Regions from separate parts of the Homo sapiens genome. Here all the other regions are linked to region 3. The links are chromatin contacts, found by Hi-C or POLR2A ChIA-PET in ENCODE. All regions are on one chromosome and are shown on one strand. Each heading gives the region's core, a stretch centred on a gene start or an enhancer-like site at or near the end of the contact. The rest is flanking DNA. Distances are from core to core; before and after follow the strand shown. Region 1 holds the start of GID4 (GID complex subunit 4 homolog). Region 2 holds the start of SMCR8 (SMCR8-C9orf72 complex subunit). Region 3 holds the start of PRPSAP2 (phosphoribosyl pyrophosphate synthetase associated protein 2). Region 4 holds the start of DRG2 (developmentally regulated GTP binding protein 2). Region 5 holds the start of LLGL1 (LLGL scribble cell polarity complex component 1).

The links. Hi-C counts contacts between places; a loop is a spot of excess contacts on that map. ChIA-PET counts read pairs that join two places held with the same protein, here RNA polymerase II (POLR2A). Pooled maps may share reads with other maps.
Region 1: a loop to region 3 is called in a map of naive thymus-derived CD4-positive, alpha-beta T cell, with 9 times the contacts of the local background. The contact joins the promoter of GID4 here to the promoter of PRPSAP2 in region 3. A Hi-C loop is called at or near these places in 1 of 168 maps with a recorded cell type or tissue (naive thymus-derived CD4-positive, alpha-beta T cell), 1 of 37 single-sample maps with no recorded cell type and 9 of 50 pooled maps. POLR2A ChIA-PET finds 5 or more read pairs at or near these places in 2 of 52 experiments (BJ and GM10248).
Region 2: a map of naive thymus-derived CD4-positive, alpha-beta T cell shows a loop between it and region 3 (7-fold over the local background). The contact joins the promoter of SMCR8 here to the promoter of PRPSAP2 in region 3. A Hi-C loop is called at or near these places in 1 of 168 maps with a recorded cell type or tissue (naive thymus-derived CD4-positive, alpha-beta T cell), 2 of 37 single-sample maps with no recorded cell type and 11 of 50 pooled maps. POLR2A ChIA-PET finds 5 or more read pairs at or near these places in 1 of 52 experiments (PC-9).
Region 4: a pooled map shows a loop between it and region 3 (6-fold over the local background). The contact joins the promoter of DRG2 here to the promoter of PRPSAP2 in region 3. A Hi-C loop is called at or near these places in 6 of 50 pooled maps. POLR2A ChIA-PET finds 5 or more read pairs at or near these places in 5 of 52 experiments (BJ, K562, MCF 10A and 2 more).
Region 5: a loop to region 3 is called in a pooled map, with 12 times the contacts of the local background. The contact joins the promoter of LLGL1 here to the promoter of PRPSAP2 in region 3. A Hi-C loop is called at or near these places in 7 of 50 pooled maps. POLR2A ChIA-PET finds 5 or more read pairs at or near these places in 2 of 52 experiments (HEK293 and T-cell).

The regions. Positions count from the first base shown.
Region 1 is chr17:18,037,130-18,041,569 of GRCh38, reverse strand. It overlaps GID4 (GID complex subunit 4 homolog), which reads right to left and starts at 2,162. Exons shown (of 6, transcript NM_024052.5): 1 at 1,668-2,162. The coding sequence starts at 2,105. It overlaps ATPAF2 (ATP synthase mitochondrial F1 complex assembly factor 2), which reads left to right and starts at 2,402. Exons shown (of 8, transcript NM_145691.4): 1 at 2,402-2,689. The coding sequence starts at 2,557. RefSeq lists enhancers at 1,154-1,213, 2,364-2,473, 2,614-2,663, 2,674-2,743 and silencers at 1,564-2,153, 2,164-2,253.
Region 2 is chr17:18,312,405-18,316,730 of GRCh38, reverse strand. SMCR8 (SMCR8-C9orf72 complex subunit) reads right to left here and starts at 1,438. Exons shown (of 2, transcript NM_144775.3): 1 at 1-1,438. The coding sequence starts at 941. TOP3A (DNA topoisomerase III alpha) reads left to right here and starts at 1,737. Exons shown (of 19, transcript NM_004618.5): 1 at 1,737-2,132. The coding sequence starts at 1,953. It also overlaps the pseudogene RPL7AP65 and the pseudogene RPL21P121. RefSeq lists enhancers at 1,378-1,427, 1,117-1,640, 1,768-2,117, 2,128-2,217, 2,165-2,688 and a silencer at 1,568-1,617.
Region 3 is chr17:18,856,080-18,860,169 of GRCh38, reverse strand. PRPSAP2 (phosphoribosyl pyrophosphate synthetase associated protein 2) reads right to left here and starts at 2,039. Exons shown (of 12, transcript NM_002767.4): 1 at 1,909-2,039. RefSeq lists a silencer at 1,582-1,941 and enhancers at 1,688-2,260, 4,040-4,090, 3,688-4,090.
Region 4 is chr17:18,086,158-18,090,214 of GRCh38, reverse strand. It overlaps DRG2 (developmentally regulated GTP binding protein 2), which reads right to left and starts at 2,267. Exons shown (of 13, transcript NM_001388.5): 1 at 2,128-2,267. The coding sequence starts at 2,191. RefSeq lists enhancers at 1,383-1,882, 1,840-1,889, 1,940-2,259, 1,883-2,384, 2,450-2,609.
Region 5 is chr17:18,224,385-18,228,958 of GRCh38, reverse strand. LLGL1 (LLGL scribble cell polarity complex component 1) reads right to left here and starts at 3,324. Exons shown (of 23, transcript NM_004140.4): 1 at 3,196-3,324. The coding sequence starts at 3,276. RefSeq lists silencers at 2,863-3,032, 3,183-3,662.

The DNA of each region.
Region 1 (4,440 bases), core at 913-3,412, 820 kb after region 3:
TTTAAGAAGAGGATCACTACATTAGGCATACAGTTATGAAGACAAAAATATTTCAGCCACAATCGTATTTCCATTATAATAACTATCGTGGCTCATGATAGAACTTTACAGCCCAAAGATATGATTAACATGACGATGCTGTTTCAAGTAAGCAGAGAAAATGATTTATTCCCACAAAGCAGTATGAGAATAAAAGAGTGATGAGTGCTCCGCAGTTAGCAGAAAGAAAAGGCACCCTCATTGTCTTTTGGATGGGAGACCTACTCTTCAGAAGTGAAACTAAGATTTGTTTTAAATGACCAAAAGGAGAGCTTGAGGAATAAATATACTGTACATTCCACCCTCACACCCCGGGGGGTGGGGCGGGGGGGAGGCAGTGGGGCAGCACACAGTGCCTTTCAGAGGGACAGGTGTTTGGAGGGGCTTCTGGGAACAGCCTGGCAGATGAGGTGTCAGACTAAGGAAAAAAAGGGCAAAGGGAAGGGGAAAGGGGTCCTTAGTCAGGCAGGGGTAGGTATAGAGGAGGAAGAGTTTTGTGGGGAGGGGAGATAAAAGAGTATTCACCACTGCCACTCCATTTCAGCTGGCAAAAAGTGTCAAGCCTGAGAGGAGTGAGGTGTGGGAAAGGCCCAGACAAGTGAAGCTGTACTTCCGAAGCTGATCAGGGACTGGCAGCAGGTATTCAGGAATCCAGGTCAAATGGGGGGAGGCGACTGGACATGAACTAAAATTGGGTGAGTTAGATTTCCCAGTACATGGGTACCAGAGACTAAGAGGAAGCCCTGTGCCTGTGTAGAGAAAAGTTAAGAACAGGAAAGAGGGTCCCCTGGAACCAGGATCGAGCAAGACGAAGGTATGGGGTGGGGAAGTCTGGATAGAGGCCAGGAAGACTGGGAAAAGACTGCAAATGGTCCCAGAGCAGGGGCAGGAGGCCTGGGGGTGGAGAAGCTGGAAGGAGCTGGGTGCCTGGACCATGAAGAGACAGAAGCAGTGAGTGGAACAGGGGACCCAGGAGGCAACATCCCAACAGACTGTGAGCAGCACTCAGGGAGTGAGTGCCTGGTCTTGAGGTGAGGCCAGGGCCTGACCAATCAGTTGCGGGTTAGGTGCTCCCCCGTCTGGGGGTCTGATGAAGCCCTCCTAAGGAGATCTCAGGAGGAGGAAGACCCCAAGGTCTGCGGATTCCTGGAACTGAGGAAGGGGCAGGAGGACATGTCTCAGGTCTGAGAGAATCTGACGTGGGCCCAGACATGGGGAGGGTCCCAAGTCTGGTGAAACCAATGGAGAGTTCTTCAGGGTCTGAAAAGGGCTGGTGGCAGTCCCTGATCTAGGGACGACAGGTCATGGGGAGGAAGGACCCAGGCCTTCTCCGAGTCATGAGGGGCTTCCGGATCCCAGACGGGCCGGTCACGGGCTTCAAGTCTGGGAGTGTTCGGGGTCCGCCAGGAGCCGGTCACGACGGGCTCTGGGTCCGAAGGGGCAGGTCAGGGCTGGGGCTCGGAGAGTGTGAGACACAGGCTGGGAAGGTCCCGGGTGGGAAGCGCCGGGTGCAGGAGGCCCCGGCGGCGAGGGCCTGTTCCGCGGCTGCGGGGTCGAGGAGCCGAAGCGGGCACGGCCCGTGAGCGCCGCGAGGAGGCCCTCGGGCCCCGGCCCGGCCCGGCGCTCACCTGCAGCACCACCTCTACGTCGTACGAGTTCCCCTTGCTCTTCTGGTGGCCGCGGAACTTGGAGCCGCTGTAGAGCAGGCTGGTGGCCACGCCGGGCTGCTGGGTGTTGATGGGCGGCGGCGGGATGAGTGAGGCCGCGGAGGCAGCGGAGGCACCGGCCGGCGGGGGACACTCGGTGCGGACCGGCATCGCGGGGTCCCCCGGAGCCAGGGCTGGGGGGAGTGGGAGAGGAACCGCCGCCGCCGCGCGGGAGCCGAGGAGGGTGGCGGGGAGGGAGAGGCCGGGGCGCGCACGCGCGGGGTGGGGGCGGGAGGGGCGACCACCCGCCCGCTGCCTGCGGAGCAAGCGCTCCGGCCGCCACCGGGACCCAGGGACCTGCGAGCAGGGCCTCCCAGTCCTGAGCTGGGTCCCCCTCCCGACTTGCCCTCGCGCACACATACACACACACAGACACTCACAGACACACAACACACAAACACACACAGACACACACACACCCCGCCCCTTCCGATTGGCTCAGGCGAGCCTGGGGGGCGGGAGCAGGCTCAGGCGGCGCTTCCGCCCATTGGCGGGAGGAGAAAACACGTGGCGCGGTGCGCGAGCGGCCCGCTGGGACTTGTAGTCTCCTCGCCGAGGCGCGGCGTGGAGGGGGCGGGGCGAGGTGCGTTTGTGATGCTGATTGACTGGGGGTGTGCGCAGGAGGCGCGCGGCGGCGACGGCGCGCCGTAGGTGTCATGCGGAAGATGGCGGCGTCCAAGGGAGGTTGAGGGCTCTGAGGAGGCGTTGAGAGGTTTCCGTACAGCCCGACCGTGCGGCTTTGGGGATCCCATCGCTCTGTGTTTCCTGCTCCAGGTTTCGCGTCTCGCATCTTCCCAGACCCTCGGGCGCGATGTGGAGGAGCTGCCTCCGGCTGCGGGACGGGGGACGCCGTCTCCTGAATCGGCCGGCGGGTGGCCCCAGCGCTTCTATGAGTCCGGGGCCAACCATCCCGTCTCCAGCCCGGGCTTACGCCCCGCCGACAGGTAAGACCATGACATGTTCTTTTGGGTTGGGGCCGAGCTGGGGTAAGGTGGGCTTCGGGCTTCGGCTGTGCAAAGCGAAGTAACTGAGGCAGGGTTCAGGCTCATGAGGTTATGCAGGCCAGTCAGGTCTTTTTACAGATGAGAAAGTGAAGCCCAGACAAGGGCAGACGACCCGAGAGGGAACAGCGAGTCACGCACGATACAGTAATTGATATTTGGCCTGTGCAGGTTTTCTCAAAGCTTATGGCTGCCCTCCCTTTAATAAGGAAAGCAGGTGTCATCTTTGTTTTCAAAAGGGGAAGTTTGGGCTCTGAATCAGGACTTCGTCTGGGTTACAGGCAGACTCTCTCAGAGGTTTGTGGTGTCTGTCTGACTGTTTTCCGTGTCTCCACTGCCCAACACAAGACCTGCCCAGAAGGGACCTAGAACCTGGGCCTTCATTCCTCCATCCCGGGCACTTCTGCTGCAGGTTTCCTGACTTTCCCTCCTACCACAACCTCTGCCATCTGCAGCCTTCTCTCCTAAATAGAAATTGACACCTCCACCTCTGACTGTGGAGTCACCTCCACCTCCAACTCTGATGAAGCTTAGAAGTAGTGGCTCTTTCATTGCTGATGGTGAGTGGTGTCAGGGTAAGAGTGAGAATGACTCATTTCAGTGAATGAAGAGCAGTAACACCCTCCCACCATTCAATTAGTTTTATTGTGCTGGAGGCAGGAGGCACGGTTGTCTTTAAGACCCACCTGTATGTATTGGTAGAGAAGCTCAATTAAAGAAGAAAAAGGCCCACCTGAATGATGTTCACTGTTCATTGCAAAAGGTTATAATATTCTGATTAAATTGTGGTTTATAATATCCTGATAAGGGACATACAAAGAAACTGTGAGAACACAGAGAATCGCTTACTCCCATCTTGGGGATGTTCAGGGTTTAGAATGGGTCTTGGGTGAAAGGGCGTTTGTTTAAGCTGAGCCATGATAGATGAGTAGGAGTTCAGCAAAAAGGTGGGAGAGTGTTGGGTATCTAGAACGTGTCCAGGGTGACAGCAAGGTATGAGGGACTTTTCCCTGACACTGCCTGTTTTAGAAAATCCAGAACTTCACAGGCAGTTTGGCATTGTGGCAGGAGTGCAAATCTAGGATCTGATGCTGGCTGAACCTCTGAGGTCTGTGTGATCTTGGGCATGCAACTACTTCCTCATTTTTCTCCATGCGTTGAAGTACTAGGTTGCCTTTGAGGATCTTTCTGGCTGTCAAGTTCTTTTTTTTTCTTCTTCTTCTGTTTTTTTGTGTTTTTTTGAGACGGAGTCTCCTCTGTCACAGAGGCTGGAGTGCAGTGGCACCATCTCGGCTCACTGCAACCTCCGCCTCCCAGATTCAAGCGATTTTGTGGTCTCAGCCTCCCAAGTAGGTGGGACTACAGGCGTCTGCCACCATGCCCTGCTAATTTTTGTATTTTTAGTAGAGATGGGGTTTATATTGACTAGGCTGGTCTCGAACTCCTGACTTTGTGACCCGCCCACCTCGGCCTCCCAAAGTGCTGGGATTACAGGCGTGAGCCACCGCGCCCAGCCAAGTTCTATAACTTTATAGAAATGGGGAAGGGGGCTGGATGCAGCAGGGAGCTGAAGTTTCACCTGCAGGACTCAGGGGAAGGGCCTGGAAATGGGCCATGAAGGGCCAGTAAAGAAGAGAAAGGAAGGGCATCCCAGGGAGGCATAGCAAAGGGGACACATTCAGGAGTTCACCAAG
Region 2 (4,326 bases), core at 189-2,688, 540 kb after region 3:
CACTTGGTGGACTTTGCTTTGATAAGTTTTGGGGTGTAGGCTGGTCTGCAGGTGTAAAGGTCTGTGTCGGCAGACTCATCAGGGTTAGAGGTAGTGGATGCCTGGCTGGCCTGATCCTGGATGTGCTCCATCTCACCAGGACACAAATCATGCCCCTTCAACTTCCGATGAGGGTATGAGCGGATCTGCTTCAGCAGGTCTTGATGTTCAATGATGGACTTCTCCACACTGGCCAGTTCATTGGCTTTCTCAATTGCCTGAGATGAGTAAAAGCCTTTGTCGTTGGCTTTCTTCTGGATCTCCGTTTCTGTGTGTAGCACTGTCCTGGTGTAATCCAAGTCTTTCAGCTTTTTTTCAAGTTCCCCAGCAAATGCCTTCCTGTTGCCAGTCTTCAAGCACTCAGAAGCTCTGGAAAATTCGGCTGAAAGCTCCTGGAACTGCTGCATGATTTTATGCTGGTCTGCAGAGATATAAGCCATGCAAAACGGCCTCACGAAGCCACGGGCCTCCAGGTCGTATAGGGTAAGGTGGTGCACGTATGCAAAGGCGCCCTCCTTAGAATCTCCCAGCACCACCTTGGAGTCCTCCACGAAGTTCAGCTTGGGGTAGGCAGATCCAGGAGGATGGCCCACGAAGGAAGCCTGGTAATCCACAGACATGATACGCAGGGAGAAGTAATTGAGATCAAAAGTGCCAAAAACTTTGGTGTCATTGGGGATGGTCAGTAAGGGTTGGGGTCCCACCTGCTCAGAGAACTCGGAAATAAGAATGAAGTCCCTCGAAAACTTGGCCCCGGACAGTTTTGACCAGGGGTTAGCACCCTGACTGGCGAAGGGGAAGAGCGGCACCGAGTACTCCTCAGGCAGGGCCGGCTCATTGTAAGGCTCTTCTTCATACTCTTCCTCTTTGGTGAAGGCCACTACGTCAGGGGCGCTGATCATATTTCCAGATATATGAAGAAAACATTGAGAGGAAGTGGGAAAGAATGCGGTGTTAATCGACGCGCAGAAGGCAGGCCTCCGGAGAAGGAAGTGAAGCCCTTACGGCCTTCTTTGCGACTCCCCGAACCCGGGGTCCTAGGCTGCTTCTCACACACCCGAGGAGAAGAACTCTAGCAGCCCCCTCACAGTTGTAGCTCCTCCGGAGCTCTCTGAGGCCTCATGAACGCCAAGGCCGCAGGCCCAACTGCCCTTCTCTTCTTCGTCCGGCGAGCGCGGCCAGCACAAGAAACCTGCTGCGAAATCACCTGCACTCTCCGGAACCCACTGCGACAGCAAAAGCCCCCGCTCTGAACAAGGCTTAACGCGAGGCTACGGGACGCCGCAGGGGTCAGCCAAGCGCTGCTGCCCCTCACTGCCCGAGGGCAGAAACCGTCGCGGCTCCTAGGACGCCACAACCCGGATCCTGCTACCGCGGCGCCGCCATCTTGACATCACATGACTCCTGGTGTCCGCGCCGCGTGACCCGGAAGCGTCCTCGTAGACTTCCGAGCAGGAGATTAAAAAGTCATGAGAAAGAGGCCTTGGATGGGAGTGTCTGGCGGCTCCCCGCAAGAAGGAGTCCGATTAACCAACCACTGCCGGGAAGGAGGGGAAAGAGGGGCGGAGTGAGACGGGGGCGGCGGGAAGGTGGCAGAGGGGAACGTGCTTGGACGAGGGGCGCGGGACAGTCTGGGAGTTGTAGTTCCAGGTCGCTGTGGGGCGCGCGCCTGGCGGAAGTAGCTGGAGAAGGCGGGCGGAAGTTCCACGCCAAGATACTGGATTCGGTGCTGAGGCGGCGGCTGCGGCACGGGAAAGGCTCAGTGACTGAAGCTCCAAAGGCCAGCAGGCTGGTGGGGACGTGACCGAAGCGAGGCTCTGGTTCCCTTTCGGTGGGCGCCATTTGAGCCTCATCTCTGGCTTCCCCAGGATGCGCCGGCAGCCGGGGAGCGGCTCCGGGCGCGAGGTCTGAGGATGATCTTTCCTGTCGCCCGCTACGCGCTCCGGTGGCTGCGACGGCCCGAAGACCGTGCCTTTTCCCGCGCCGCCATGGAGATGGCCCTCCGAGGCGTGCGGAAAGTCCTCTGTGTGGCCGAAAAAAACGACGCGGCCAAGGGGATCGCCGACCTGCTGTCAAACGGTCGCATGAGGCGGGTAAGAAAGCGCGTTCCGATCAGCTGCGTGCCTTAAGGGAGGCCCACCGAGCGGGACAGCGTGGTGGGCGCCAAGAATCGAGATGAAGGCGATTATCTCCCATTTCTCAGGCCTCACTGCCCCTCGTCTGGATTATTGCAGTGGCCTCCTGTCTGCTCTCGGACTGGAGTGCATTTTAAAACGTAGTTGATACATCTCACTCATTTGCGTGGAAACCTTTTGTTTTGCTTGCGCTTAGCAGGTTCCCAAACTTGTCTGATTCTCGGAATCGCCTCGGGCGCTGGCTGCCCTTCGGGTCTTGTGTGAGGCTGGGGAAGTGTGTATTTTACTGTTTTTCCCTAGAGATTCAGAAATTCATTTGGGAACTACTGACCAGATTCCCTTAACTTGGCATTCAAGCCCTGCCCGATCGTTCCCCAGCCAACCTAGCCCTCCCCATCCTGTGCCACAGCCACTGCATTCTACAGCCCTTGTGACTTTCCAGCCTCACAGTGCACACTTACAGCAACACGGTAAGGTTTGGGGATTAGATTTGAAGTCAGCCCTGTTCCTACCCGAATGAACTGATTCTGAGAGAGGTAAGTGGTAAGAATGTGTTCTACACACACGGGAGGCACAAACGCAAGGGAGGATAAGAAAAAGTTTCATAAAGGAGGTGCCACGGGAGACATAAAGAGCTGTCCAGGAAAATATCTCAGATAACAAAAGTAGATCCTGAAATGGTTTTCTGGAGAACTTTTCTAAGAGCATGGGTGGAAGTTCCCTGCTCATTTTTCTTTAGTTCCCAGGGTCCTAAGACCTGTTTCCAGATCAAGGATAGTGGGAGTGGAGCCAGGGTTGTGTGAATGCTGGCTGACAGCTTTACCTGTTTCCAGTGCTAGAAGTCCTGGTGACCAGCCCCAAGGTTTGTCTACTTCTAGACAATGAAGTAGACATTGAAAAATGGTTCTCCTACGCCTAACTTCTTATCCTTCAAGGCTCTGCTGAATTCATTCTCTCTCTCTCCCTTTTTTTTTTTTTTTTTTAAGCAATCCAGAGGTCTTGTATTTATCTATTTTTACCCTATCATACCATGAATCCATAGGGAATAGGTTCCAGCGGCTCAGGCTCTTTTCCATTGGTTCTCACAAAGTGTACTTCCCTCAATGGAACAGGCTGGCACTTCAGGTGAACCCTTTCTCTTTGACTTGCTTCTTTTTTGATCATTTTCCTTCACACATTTCAGGAAAGATCTTGGTTCTTAGAGTGCTTAATATGCTCAATAGAAACATTAATTCTTTGGGCAAGAATCTAGCCCTTGTTCGCAGCAGTGCCAACAGCATGCTGGGTAACATAGACTTTTCCAGTTCTGCCATGTAACATTTGTGGGTCATTCCCTTTTGAACAGTATGCATTCTCACGAAGTCCTCAATATCACCTTCATTGTAGATTCTGGTGTCTGTGGCCAGAGAAACTCCATATTTTTGTTTTGTTTTGTTTGTTTGTTTTGAGATGGAGCTTTGCTCTTGTTGCCCAGCCTGGAGTGCAATGGTGTGATCTCAGCTCACTGCAACCTCCGCCTCCCGGGTTCAAGCGATTCTCCTGCCTCAGCCTCCCTAGTAGCTGGGATTACAGGTGCCTGTCACCATGCCCAGCTAATTTTTTGTATTTTTAGTAGTTTCACTGTGTTGGCCAGGATGGTCTTGAACTCCTGACTTCAGGTGAGCCACCCGCCTTAGCCTCCCAAAGTGTTAGGGTTACAGGCGTGAGCCACCGTGCCCAGCTCGAACTCCATGTTTTCTATAAGGCCAGGAGAACATACATCAGATGCCTCGTCCTCTTTTCCTTTGTGTTCGTCATTTTGGCAAATTACTCCAAGATGGCAGTTCCAGCCAAAAGGAAAGACTTTTCTTGGAAAGAGAATTTTTATTTTTATGTACAGAAAACACAACAGTGTGTACTTAACCCAGTTTAGTGGCAAATTCTTTAGCCTTTGCCTTTTCTAGGTTGGTAATGCAAGCTACAGATTTTGGACCCAGGGCATTGCCTCCCCAGTGACAGCAGATCTCATATGTCGTTGTAATTTGTCCCACCAGCTTAGCCAGAGCTCCTTTGTCTACCAGAAAGTTAACCTTTGTGAAGGTGACAGTGGTGCAGGTCTTCCTGTGGAATTTGACACCACAGTCTTGACGGTGCAGTAGAGAATCCCCATCTT
Region 3 (4,090 bases), core at 790-3,289:
GAGAATCGCTTGAACTTGGGAGGCAGAGGTTGCAGTGAGCTGAGATCGCGCCACTACACTCCAACCTGGGCAACAGAGCAAGACTCTGTGTCAAAAAATTAAAAAGTATAAAAATTTATGTTTATTGGATGGGCATGGTGGCTCACGCTTGTAATCCCAGCACTTTGGGAGGCCAAGGCAGGCAGATCACAAGGTCAGGAGTTTGAGACCAACCTGACAAACGTGGTGACACCCTGTCTCTACTAAAAATACAAAAAATTAGCCGGGCGTGGTGGCGCATGCCTGTAATCCCAGCTACTCAGGAGGCTGAGGCAGGAGAATCGCTTGAACCCGGGAGGCAGAGGTTGCAGTGAGCTGAGATCGCGCCACTGCTCTCCAGCCCGGGAGACAGAGCAAGACTCTGCAAAAAAAATAAAAATAAAAAAACTTATTATGTATGTTTATTAGTGATGTGCCTCACTCCAAGGAAATCTGTTTTTAATATCAATATTGATGAGAATTTGAAGGGCAAATTCTAAACCGAATTACTCTTCCACTCCTGTATGATCCCAGGCTCTGCTTATCTCTCCAACACAATGTTAACTCATGCCTAACATCTGAGTGTTCACAATGCTTATGACAACCCAGTGAAGCAAGCACTAGAATGAGACCCATTTTAGACAGGGAAGCTAGGTTTCCAGATGAAGAAACTTACTCAAGGCTGCAAAGCCTCTAAGCAGCAAAAATAGCTCGGTCTCAGCATGATTTGTAGTAGTTAGTCCTATGCAACAGTGGGCTGCACAGCCTGTCTCTCAACCCACACAGAAAACGACTTGGCACCCCGCTGAATTCTGCATACAGAGAGCAAAATAGGACAAATACCCAGATTTTGAAAAATGTCTATTGTAAACATGCCTTGTTTGGAAAACAATTTATATAATAGTGCCAAAGAAAGAAAACAGAAGTTTGATTCGGTATTTCCACTTCGGGTAATTATCCCAAGGAAATAAGGAAAAAGCTATATGCTCAGTGATGGTGGTCAACATAAGACTTTTCAAAGAACAAGTACACCAGACCTGTGTAAAGGTTCCATAATAAAGTAATTAAGTAAAACACAGAATAGAAATTCAATAAATATTCAACACGACGCAAAAGTATCTATGAATGACTTTAAGTGGAACGAGCTCAAATCACAACTGAGTAATAATGGTACACACGAGGGCAGCAGGAAAGGAATATGGACAAAAAGGATATGCTTTAGTGGGGTTCAATAATGTGGGTGAATTATTTCTATTTGTGCAATTAAATTTTTTAAACACTAGAGATCACACCTCAAGCCCCAAAGCCCCATTCCGCATTTTCATACTCCTTTCAAAAGCTAAACACCCAAACGGAGCCAACATTAACATAAGAGAAAAATTATTATCATCAAGCAGAATACTTAAAAATTTCATCACGGTTCCCCCTCAATCTCTGCTGGGGTGAGTTCTGAGTTGGATAAAATCATCCTTTAGGAGGTGAGAGATATATTCGTAACTAGCAAAGCCAGGTAAATTAAAATCAGGGGCTCCGTGTCAGCTTAGGGACGGAGAATGGCTGGGTCTGGGCTTGCTTTCAGGGCTGCTCACCACAGGTCCCATCATCAGGGTTCGACTCCCCAGCGGCGCCTCAGGGAGAGGAGAGAGCCCAGGCACCGGACGCCCGTCCCCCGCCCCCGCCGACCCCTGGCGGGAGAGGAAGAAGGGAGGGAAAAATGGAAGGGCCGCGGGCGCGAGATCGCCCCAGTGAGCCCCCAAGCAGCCACCACCCAGGGACCCCGACCCGTCCGCCTGCCGGCGCCGCGGGCTCCCCGCCCCTTGCACCTGCGCCCCGCAATGCCGGAGCCAGCCAGCCCTCGCTGCCGCTCGCCACTGGCTCCCGCCCGCCTACCTGGCCCCGACCCCAGCCCCGGCCCCGCCGCAGCCTCAGCTGCAGAAGGAAGAAAGCGCCGGGTCTCCTGGCGGCCTCTCTAGGAGCAAAATGGCGACTCCATGCACAAGATTGGCGTCCGCGGTGACTGCGAGGCCGGTGGGCGGGGAGGGGCGAGGGCGGGACTAGAGCCCGGACAGCGGAGGCACCTAGCTGGGGGCTGTGGGCGTGGCCCACCAGTGGGTAAGGCGCGGGGCAGTGGGTGTAGCCACAGGGGTGGAGTCGGGCTGGCACGATGGGCGGGGCGGTGGGCGGGGATGCGCCTGTTTTGGTCCCTGGGGAGCTGCTAGCCCCACACCAACTGTGACAGCCCAGGCAGGTTACAAGGAATGAATGTGGACAGAGTATGACATTTGGAATTACAAATACCTGGGTTCAAGCCTCCACTGGCCTGTAACCTTGGACAAGTCATTTCAACCCTCTGAGCTTGTTTCCTCATCTGAAAAACAAAGATAGCAGCACCCATTCCATAAGACTGTTGTGAGGATTAAATGAGACAATACGGCCAGACGCGGTGGTTCACGCCTGTAATTCCAGCACTTTGCGAGGCTGAGGCGGGCGGATCACGAGGTCAGGAGTTCGAGACCAGCCTGACCAACATGGTGAAACCCCCATCTCTACTAAAAATACAAAAAAAAAAAATTAGCCAGGCGTGGTGGTGCGCGCCTGTAATCCCAGCTACTCAGGAGGCTGAGGCAGGAGAATCGCTTGAACCCGGGAGGCAGAGGTTGCAGTGAGCCGAGATCGCGCCACTGCTCTCCAGCCTGGGTGACAGAGCAAGAGTCCATCTCAAAAACAAAACAAAACAAAACAAAACTGTGCTAAAAGCACAGTTCTGGGTGTATAATAAATGATCAGTTTTTTGTTCGTTTGTTAGTTTTTTGTTTTGAGACGGAGTTTCGCTCTGTTGTCCAGGCTAGAGTGCATCGGCGCGATCTCAGCTCACTGCAAACTTCGTCTCCCGGGTTCAAGCGATTCTCCTGTCTCAGCCTCCCGAGTAGCTGGGATTACAGGTGTGCGCCACCACGCCCGACTAATTTTTTGTATTTTTAGTAGAGACAGGGTTTCACCATGTTGGCCAGGCTGTTCTCAAACTCCTGACCTCAAGTGATCCGCCCGCCTCCGCCTCCTAAAGTCCTGGGGTTACAGGCGTGAGCCATCGCGCCCAGCCATTATCAGTTATTATCGTTATTTGCCTTGTCGCCTTTTTTTCTTTTATTATAAAGGAATTAGTACTTTTGGTATCCATTGCCTAAGTTCTTTATAACTTAGGTAATGTTTACTCTTTATTGTATGTATAACATAATAATAGCAAACACATGGTCCTCTTTTAAGTGCTTTACATATATTAACGGTAACTTATTTAATCCTCACAAGAGCATAAGGTAGGTGTTGTTATCCTCTCCATTTTAATAGTTGTGGGAACTGAGACGACGACGTTAAATAACTTTTCCAATGACAAAGCAGTGGACAGAATTTCGACCCAGGAGGCTTTGCACCAGTCTTCACTTACCTAATCCCTATACCACATCTTCTCTCCAATTCTGCTTTGGATTTTTCACAATAATGAGGCATGAAATATTCATCAGAGGTTGCAGAGCTAGCTAGAGTCTTTATGGTTCAACGTCTTATTTTAGAAACGAAGAATACAAGCATCTCAACTAACGAATTGTAAATTAGGTGAGACTTCGTGAAATGGAGTCGTTTGAAACATTTCCTTTGCCTGACAACTTTACAGGGACATACCTCTTTGTAAAGAGCAAGACCCATGAGCCCAGTGATTATCTGCATACCAAAATTGATTCCTCTTCAGCGGTACCTCGGCTGGGCTCACGTCCCTTCTGCGCTGGCATCTAACTCCGGTCACAACCCCCACCTCTCTGCTGTGGCTGGCGTAGATTCCACGCGTCACATGTTGGCATGTGACTGGATCTGGCCAGTCAGAGAAGTTCATCCCTCTCCGCTCGCTGATTCGCTCCAAAGATAGGCTACTGAGCCAATCGGAGCCCACGAAACACCGTCTCCATCCCTGCGCCGGGACTGGAGAGGCTTACTCTCTCCTGCTGATGCTGCAGCTGCTGGGATGCCAGGAGGGGAACCGCCTGAGGAAAGTGCTGAGAGAAAAGAGAGGGAGGGATACAGA
Region 4 (4,057 bases), core at 1,018-3,517, 770 kb after region 3:
CTCAAAAAAAAAAAAAAAAAAAAAAAAGGATTCAGTGTCAGTCAGGTACACATGGCCCTTCCTGTCATCCCAGCTCCTAAAATTCTGAGCATCTCTGAAGGGAGGGACTAGGTCTTAATCACCTTTATATCTCCTTTGTCTACTACTGCCAAAGTGGCAGCATCTCTAGCCTCCCTGTGACTTTCCTTGGGTCTTATGGGTAATATGGAATATTACAGCAGCCAGAGGGAACTTTCAAGACAGAAGTCAGAATAGCCCCTCCCCTGCTTAACACCCTGCACCAGCTCCCACTGCCTTAGAACACAACCCAGAGTCTTTCCCATGACCTATGGCTCTGCATGATCAACCCCCTCCTGTCCCATCACTGCACCCCAGCCCCAGTCCTGTTGACCTGTAAACAGCCAAGTTTGTTCCTGCCTCAGGGCCTTTGCACTAGCTGCTCTTTCTGCCAGGAACCCTCTTCCCCCAGATGTTTGCGTGACCGGTTCCTTCTTTTCAATCAGGTCTTAGTTCAAATGCCCCATCCTCATGGTGGTCTTCTCTATCACTCCACCTAAGCAGACCCAATCCCCAGTCCCTCCCCACCCCCAATATTCTGCTGTATCACCCTGGTTTGTCTTCATAGCACATATTGCTGGCTGACATTATCTTATTTATTTGATTTCTAGTTTTCAGACCGTCAACTAGAAGATCAGATCCAAGGGCTGGGATATGCCTGCTGTGTTCACTGCTTTAACCACAGTGCCTAGCACATAGTAAAGGCTCAGGAAAGATCGGCCAGGCACGGTGGCTCATGCCTGTAATCCCAGCACTTTGGGAGGCCGAGGCGGGTGGATCACCTGAGGTCAGGAGTTTGAGACCAGCCTGGACGACATGGCAAAACCCCCTCTCTACTAAAAAAATACAAAAATTAGCCGGGTGTGGTGGCACGTGCCTGTAATCCCAGCTATTTGGAGGCTGAGGCAGGAGAATCGCTTGAACCTGGGAGGCAGAGGTTGCAGTGAGCCCAGATGGCACCACTGCACTCTAGCCTGGGTGACAGAACAAGACTGTCTCAAACAAACAAACAAAAAAGATTTACAGAAGGAATGAGTCATAGAGGGCCCTCAACTCCTTGGCCTTCAAACCTAAATGGAACCAAGGGAGGGCAGACACTGGGACCAGCTATCTAGTGTTGCTTGCTTCCTGCTCCCACAAGCCTGAATGGCTAGCCACTAGCCTGGCCAATTGCATCTCCCATTACTCTTCCATAACCCCCTTCTGATCTAGATTGTTCTCACTGTCCCATGAACATACCATGCTCACTCCCATGTCTTTGTCTCAGCAGTGGCCCCCACCTGGGATACCCTTCCAACAACCAGCTCAAGTCCCACTTTGTCCTGGTGTCATCGTTCTCTCCTCACCTCTCTTCTGTGAGCTCCTCCAGCCCTTACATTCTAAAGTCCAGATTTGAGGCTTCATTATGTATTATCTATGTTGGGGTGTTTACTTTAAATACTGAGTGCTCACCATGTGCCCAGTGCTTTGTAAAGGCCATCTAATTTAACTCAGCTGTGTACTAAGATGGAGCAGGGGAGTATTACCCCATTTACAGATGAGGACACTGAGACTCCAAGAAATGAAGTGACTTTCCAATGTTTTACAGAAGGTACGTGGTGGACCTGGGGCTCAAACCCAGGCCTTCCAGACTCCAGAGTCCTGATTCCCTTGCTCCAATGGGCTCTCAGCTGCTGGGTGAGGCTGTTCCTGAGAGGTCTCCTCTTGCACTTCCCAAAACAACAGAGTAGACCCAGGCCCCAGGCCCAGCCATCAGGAGACTGAGGTTTGAACCCCAGCTCCGCCTCTCTCTGGGTCAGATGCTTGCTCTGTGAGCTGGGACTACTCTACTCGGGCACACGGTCTGGGACTGACCAGATCTCTTGGGGTACGTTTGCAGTCAGACCTGGGCGTGAGACCCGCTCCCGCCTGGCCCTGCCTTGGGCGCGCAGGGCGGCCTCGGCACTTGTCTGGCAACTTCTCCGCGGCCTCGGATCTTGCCCCAGCATTACTGCTGGAGTTGTTCCCCCATTTTACAGACAGGAAAACTGAGGCAGGCAGAAAGGAAGGCCCCGCCCGGCCGGCCCTCACCCTTGTTCTTCTGTGTCCGAGCGATCTCCTTCTCGATCTCCGAGATCTTCTCTAAGATCCCCATGGTAGCAGCAGAGGTGGGCGCACAGACAGCGGTGGCGGCGGCACCGGCAATTCCGGTCTGACGGCGGCGACAGAGTAGCGTGCGCCCGGAAGCCAAAGAGAACAGCGTTCTCGTGGGCGCCTGGTGCTCCAGGATTCAGAGTCCGGGCGAGCCAAGTGCCAGACACTATCGGTTCCGCCCGCTGGGCCGGCCAGGCTGCGGACCTCTGGAAAGAGCCGGGGCGGGGCCGGGCCATGCTGTACTGGCCCACGGCTGCGGCTGGCAGGAGCAAGCAAGGAAGAGAGGGAATCTGCCCGTGTTGAACTCTGAACTGCGGGTCCCTGAGCGCAGCTGACTGGCAGTGTAAGGAAAAGGGGCTGAGCCGAAAGCCTAGTGGCTTTCATTTTATACTATAAATGGAGGTGTCCAATCTTTTGGCTTCTCTGGGCCACATTGGAAGAATTGTCTTGGGCCACACGTAAAATACACCAACACTAACGATAGCTGATGAGCTTAAAAAAAAATCGCCAAAAAAACCCTCAATGTTTTGGCCGGGCGCGGTGGCTCACGCCTGTAATCCCAGCACTTTGGAAGGCCGAGACGGGCGGATCACCTGAGGTTGGGAGTTCGAGACCAGCCTGACCAACATGGAGAAACCCATGTCTACTAAAAATACAAAATTAGCCGGGCGTGGTGGCGCGCGCCTATAATCCCAGCTACTGGGAAGGCTGAGGCAGGAGAATTGCTTGAACCCGGGAGGCGGAGGTTGCGGTGAGTGGAGATTGCGCGCCATTGCACTCCAGCCTGGGCAACAAGAGCGAAACTCCATCTCAAAAAACAAACAAACAAAAAACCTCAGTTTTTTTTTCTTTGTTTTAGTTTTGTTTTTTTGAGACGGAGTCTCACTTTGTCATCCAGGCTGTAGTTCAGTGGTGTGATCTTGGCTCACCGCAACCTCCGACTCCTGGGTTCAAGTGATTCTCCTGCCTCAGCCTCCCAAGTAGTTGGGATTACAGGCGCGTGCCACCACACTCGGCTAATTTTTGTATTTTTAGTAGAGACGAGGTTTCACCATGTTGGCCAGGCTGGTCACGAACTCCTGACCTCAAGTGATCTGCCTGCCTCAGCCTCACAAAGTGCTGGGATTACAGGCGTGAGCCGCTGTGCCCTGCCTAAATTTCATAATGTTTTAAGAAAGTTTACGAATTTGTGTTTGGCCACATTCAAAGTGGTCCTGGGCCACATGTGGCTGCAGACCTCAGGTGGGACAAGCTTGAAGAGGTTCAAAATGGATCCCCAAGATGCTGCCACTGCACTCCAGCATGGGCAACAGAGCGAGAACCTGTCTCAAGAAAAAAAAAGTGGATCCCCATACCACCTTTTTTTTTTTTTTTTTTTTTTTGAGACAGGGTCTCACTTGATCACCCAGGCTGGTGTGCAGTGGCGTGATCACAGCTCACTGCAGCCTCGACCTCCCAGGCTCAGGTGATCCTCCCTCCTCAGTCTGGGAGAAAATCAGCCACCGCGCCTGGCTGATTTTTGTATTATGTTGTAGAGATGGAGTTTCACCATTGTTGCCCAGTCTGGTCTTGAACTTCTGAGCTCAAGGAATCTGCCAGCCTTGGCCTCCCAGAGTTCTGAGATTACAGGCATGAGCCACTGCACCTGCCCCCCATACCACCTTAACGCAGTACTCCAACTCAGGATCACCTACCATCAGATGCCTCCTGATACGAAGCAGTGTAAAGTAGACAGCATCTCGTGACATTTTTTCTTAGACAGGCTCTCCCTCTATTGCCTAGGCTAGAGTGCAGTGGCGTGACTACAGCTCACTGCAACCTCAACCTTCCAGGCTCAAGTGATCCTCCCACCTCAGCCTCCTGAGTA
Region 5 (4,574 bases), core at 2,075-4,574, 630 kb after region 3:
TCCCTCCCTGCCTGCCTCTGCCCATCCAGGTGGGGACTGAGCCCTCTGGGCAGCTGGTTTGGTCACGGCCTAGCTGTCTGGCCTTGGGCAAGTCACAGTACTCTCCAAGACTCAGTACTCTCCAAGCTTCAGTCTCTCATCTGGGCCCTTGGGACAGTAAGCCCACCTAAGGACAGAGTTGGCGATTTGGCTGGGGCTTCTCTCTCCCACCAATAATACCACGCCCTTGCTGCACCTGACCTTGTCTAGCCAGTCCCTCGCTACAACCAGGGTCCAGAGACGGGACACTGCATCGCAAATCCCCACAGCCTTCCCATTTTACAAACGAGGAAAGGAGGTTACATGCACTGTCCAGCATCTGCTTCCCTCATACCCCACGTCCAGTCCATTTCTGAGCCCCATCAACTCAGTTTCAAAACACACAGAAGTCACCTCCCTCCCTGCTCCAGGCCCCACCGTCACGTGCCTGGATTGGTACTCACTACAGTCTGTTCCCACAGAGGCCAGAGGGATCCTATGAAAGCCACAGCCAGATCCTTGTCCCTCCCCTGCTCAGGATCCTCCTGGGGCTCCCAGCTAAGGGAGGCTTGTGCCTCAGGGCCTTTGCACCTACTGCCCCTCTGCCTGGAACGCACTTCCTCCAGCACTTCCTGTCGCTCAGGAGTAATCTCCTCAGAGAAGCCTCCCAAGGCCACCCTGGCTGCAGCAGCCGCCCTGGCCACACCTCTCACCCCCTCGCCCTACTTTATTTGATCCACAGCACTGGCTACCATCCCAACTACAGTCTATTTTACTTTTTTGTTTTGGCTTTTCACTGTCTCCTGCACAACTATATCAGCCACCTGAGTTAACAGGTATTTGTCCTTTTTGGTAACTACTGTTGTCCCCAGCACCTTGGAGACCTCACACACAGTGGGGCTCAGTATTAACAGAGAAGGCACATTCCACAGGCGATGTGTGGGCTGGACTGGGATTTGAACCCAAGACTCAGAGTCCAAAGTCCCTGCTCACTCCTGACCTGTCTCCCACCCCCTAAGCTCAGGAATCAGGGGCCTATTCCCTAGCGATCACCTATTACCCACTTAGGTGACTAAGTCCCTTCCCCAAGACCACCCCACTTTCCACCACTGCTGCCCACGCTTCATCCTCAGCGGAGGGCCCTTACTTTCCGCCACCCCAAGGCTAGCCAGAGTGGGCTGAGCTTCACCCCCATCTGTCTCCAGCCCCCACTGCACACCCCAATTCACTGGCTGAAGAAATGACATTTAGGCCAGGCATGGCAGCTCATGTCTGTAATCCTAGCACTTTGGGAAGCCAACATGGATGGATAGATAGCTTGAACCCAGGAGTTCGAGACCAGCCTGGGCAACATGGTGAAACCCCATCTCTACAAAAAATACAAAAACTAGCCGGGCATGGTGACACGAGCCTGTAGTCCCAGCTTCAGGAGGCTGAGATGGGAGGATCACCTGAGCCAGGGAGTTGTGAGGCTGCAGTGGACTGTGATTGTGCCACTGCACTCCAGCCTGGGTGAGAGTGAGACCCCATTTCAAAAAAAAAAAAGTGACATTTAGCCCTGTGCCTGTTGCTGCCTTTCCCTGAAGGGCCATTCTCCTCTCACCTCACCCTCACAGCCTCCCCGGCACAGAAAATAGGTGCCATCTGGGGACCACGGAGCACCAGCTTCCCTTCTGGGCCCCTCTCAGGTTCCTAGCAGGTTCTCAGCCACCGTGTGAGGGTCCTGGCAGCTCTCATCGGCAATCACTGCAGACCTAGGCAGGGAAACCCTGAGACATCCCAGTGCCTCCACTACTCCAGGTCCAGCCGTCCCAGAGCCTCCTCCAAGACAAGTGTCTCCTCAAGGCAGCCCAGGGCGCCTGGCACAACACTGGCCCAGGACCACAGCAGCCCCTTGGAAAAATCCCTGCCCCTCAAGGCTAAAATCCAACCCCACTGACACAAGAACTCAAGAAAGATATTGGTGCAGCTCACTCTGACTCCGGGCAAGCCGTCACCCCTCTCAGAACCTCAATTTTCTCACCTGTATTTTGAAGATAACTCTAATTTCGAAGAGCACTGAGAGGCTCTGCCATCAGTGGGCTCTGGGGTAAGAATGAGGACAAAACCAACGTCCCCAGAGCAGTGAGCCAGGAGTGGGCTGAGGCCCTGCTCTAACATCAGTGCAGAGGGAGGCGGGGGCTGAGGCGGCCCCTTTCCCTGGCCCCTAGTGTCCCACTCCGGGAAAGGAAGGAAAAGCCTCCACCTCACTCCACCTTGGTGCAGAAAGGCAGGACAGCTGGCCCATGTGGCAGAGGGAGCCAGGGCCCACAGTATGGAGAAAAGTAGCCTCATTTCACAGCTAGGGAAACTGAGGCCCCACGATGCGAAGTGCAGTGTAGTACACAGCCAGGCATGTCCCCTGGACTCGGAGCCCCGGGCAGGGCAGAGCAGGGCAAGGCAGAGCCTGGAGCAGTGGGGGAAGGAAGGAGAGGCTCCTTGAAGGGATTTCCCAGCCGCACCCCCCACAGCTGCCTCGCCCCCACTAACTCTCTCACCCTCCTGGGTGCCAAAGCACAAAACAAACCGGGCCCCAGGGCTGTCCCAAGGGCCGAGCAGGGACGCAATGGAGCCCCTAAGAAAAAGGATAAAGAGACAGAAGTGAGCGACAGAGGTCGAGAGACTCCACAGAGACAGAGAGAGAGACACGCAGGGAGAGACAGGCAAAGAAGACTCAGAGACGCACAGGCAGCAAGAGAAATGAGAGGCAGAGAGATAAAGGGAGACAGGCAGAGATAGGAAGGGGCAGAGGCAGAGACACCCCCACCACACACACAGGCACAACTGGGGCGAGACAGCCGGTCAGCGGCGGAGAAAGAGGGACAGAGACCCAGAGACAGGCAAAGAGTCTCAGAGACAGACCCCCACACACACAGACTGGCAGAGCCAGGGCCAGAGCGGCCCGCAGAGACTCGGGGAGCAGACACGGAAAGTCGGCCGGAGACCCAGACCCACCCAGAGTCCGAGCCAGAGCGGGGCCCGCCGAGGGGGTGCGCGGCCCGGCCCGGCCCCGCCCCGCGCCGCGCTGCATGCCAGCCCCCGCCCCCCGGGCCCGACGTGGCTCCGACCCCGGGCCCCCAGCCCAGGCCCCCGTCCCGCCCCCTCCCGCCCGAGCCCGGGCCCGGGCCGCCGCCGCACCTTGTTGAAGGCGAAAAGCTCCTGCTTGAGCTTCTCGCGCTGCGGGTCGGCGCCCTGCCGCCGGAACCGAAACTTCATCATCTTGCGCCCGGCTGCAGGCGCCTCGCCCGCCGCCGCCGCCCGCAGGATGCGCCGCGCGGCCCCGCGGGTCCTAAGGCGCGGGCGGGGCGCCAGGCGGCCCGGGCGCGGGCGCGCGGGGCCGGGCCTGCACGGGGGTGGGCGCCGGGCGCGACGGACGCGCCGCCCGACCAGTGAGCGAGCCCGCCGTGCCGCCCGCCCCGCCCCTGTTGGCCAGACAATGGTGAACTGGGCCCCCGGGCTCGGCCGGGCTCGCGAAGGGACGCCCGCCTAGCATGCGCCGCGGCGCGGGGCCTGCCGGGACTTGTAGTCCATGAGCCGGGGCTCCAGCGCGGGCGGCTGGGGAAGCGCTTTGGAGGGGGATTGGCGCACGTTCCCGGGCTTGGAGGAGACTTTTTCCTCCTCCCAGAGAGCGAGCGACGTGCCCACTCATGTAATGGGGCAGCCCTGTTCCGAAAGCCAAGACAGCTCTGACTGGAACAACTCCCTGGCCCCTCTGCGCCTCAGTTTCCCCATCTACACCATTGGTCAAGTGATTGCCAAGTTTATATTTTACCAATTTCACAGAACTCCATTTCGTCTGTTCCCCGCTCTGTCAGAGCACCTCCCACCGCCGTGCTTTTGCCTTGGCTTTGTAGTCAGGAATTCTTTCCTCACCCCCAGCCCCTGGGGAACTCCTACACATCTTTCAGGACCCAACGCAAAAGGCTCTGTGTCACAGCACAGGGGATTCTTTCTTAGCCAAAGAAAGAGACGGGATCCCCAGGAGGTGGCATTTGGGACTGTTCTGGGGTTGGATTGGAGCTTTACGGAGATGGGGGAAGGACCTCCCCCCGCAGAGAACAGCGTCTGAACAAAGCTTAGCCCTGCCCCTACTCTCAGGGGCCGTCTGCCTGTCCCCACCCACCTCCCAGGCCTTTTCTCATCTGGACAATGGCCTCGAGGCTGAACCTTTCCTTCCAGGCTGAGGATAGGCCGCCTGGCTCAGGGCTGGGGCTGCGGGAGGTCCTAGAAGCTTAGGTGGGGCAGGTAGGACAGGCCCCAACCCCACCAGCTGTGTCCAGGGAGCAGGAGCTGACCTCTGAGCCCGAGGCGGCTGCCAAGCCTTGGGGCCTGGCTGTCCCCCTCCACCCACGCCAGGCCGGCGGTGTTCAGCCCTTCCCCGTATTTGGGGCTGGATCCGGAAGAGGGCCCAGGAGTGAGTGAGGAGGTGAGAGGAGGGAGAATGACGACAGTAAAGCCCCTAAGTGTCTACTGCGGGGCAGGCGCTGTTCAAAGCCCTTTCCTGGTTTCAGCTGACT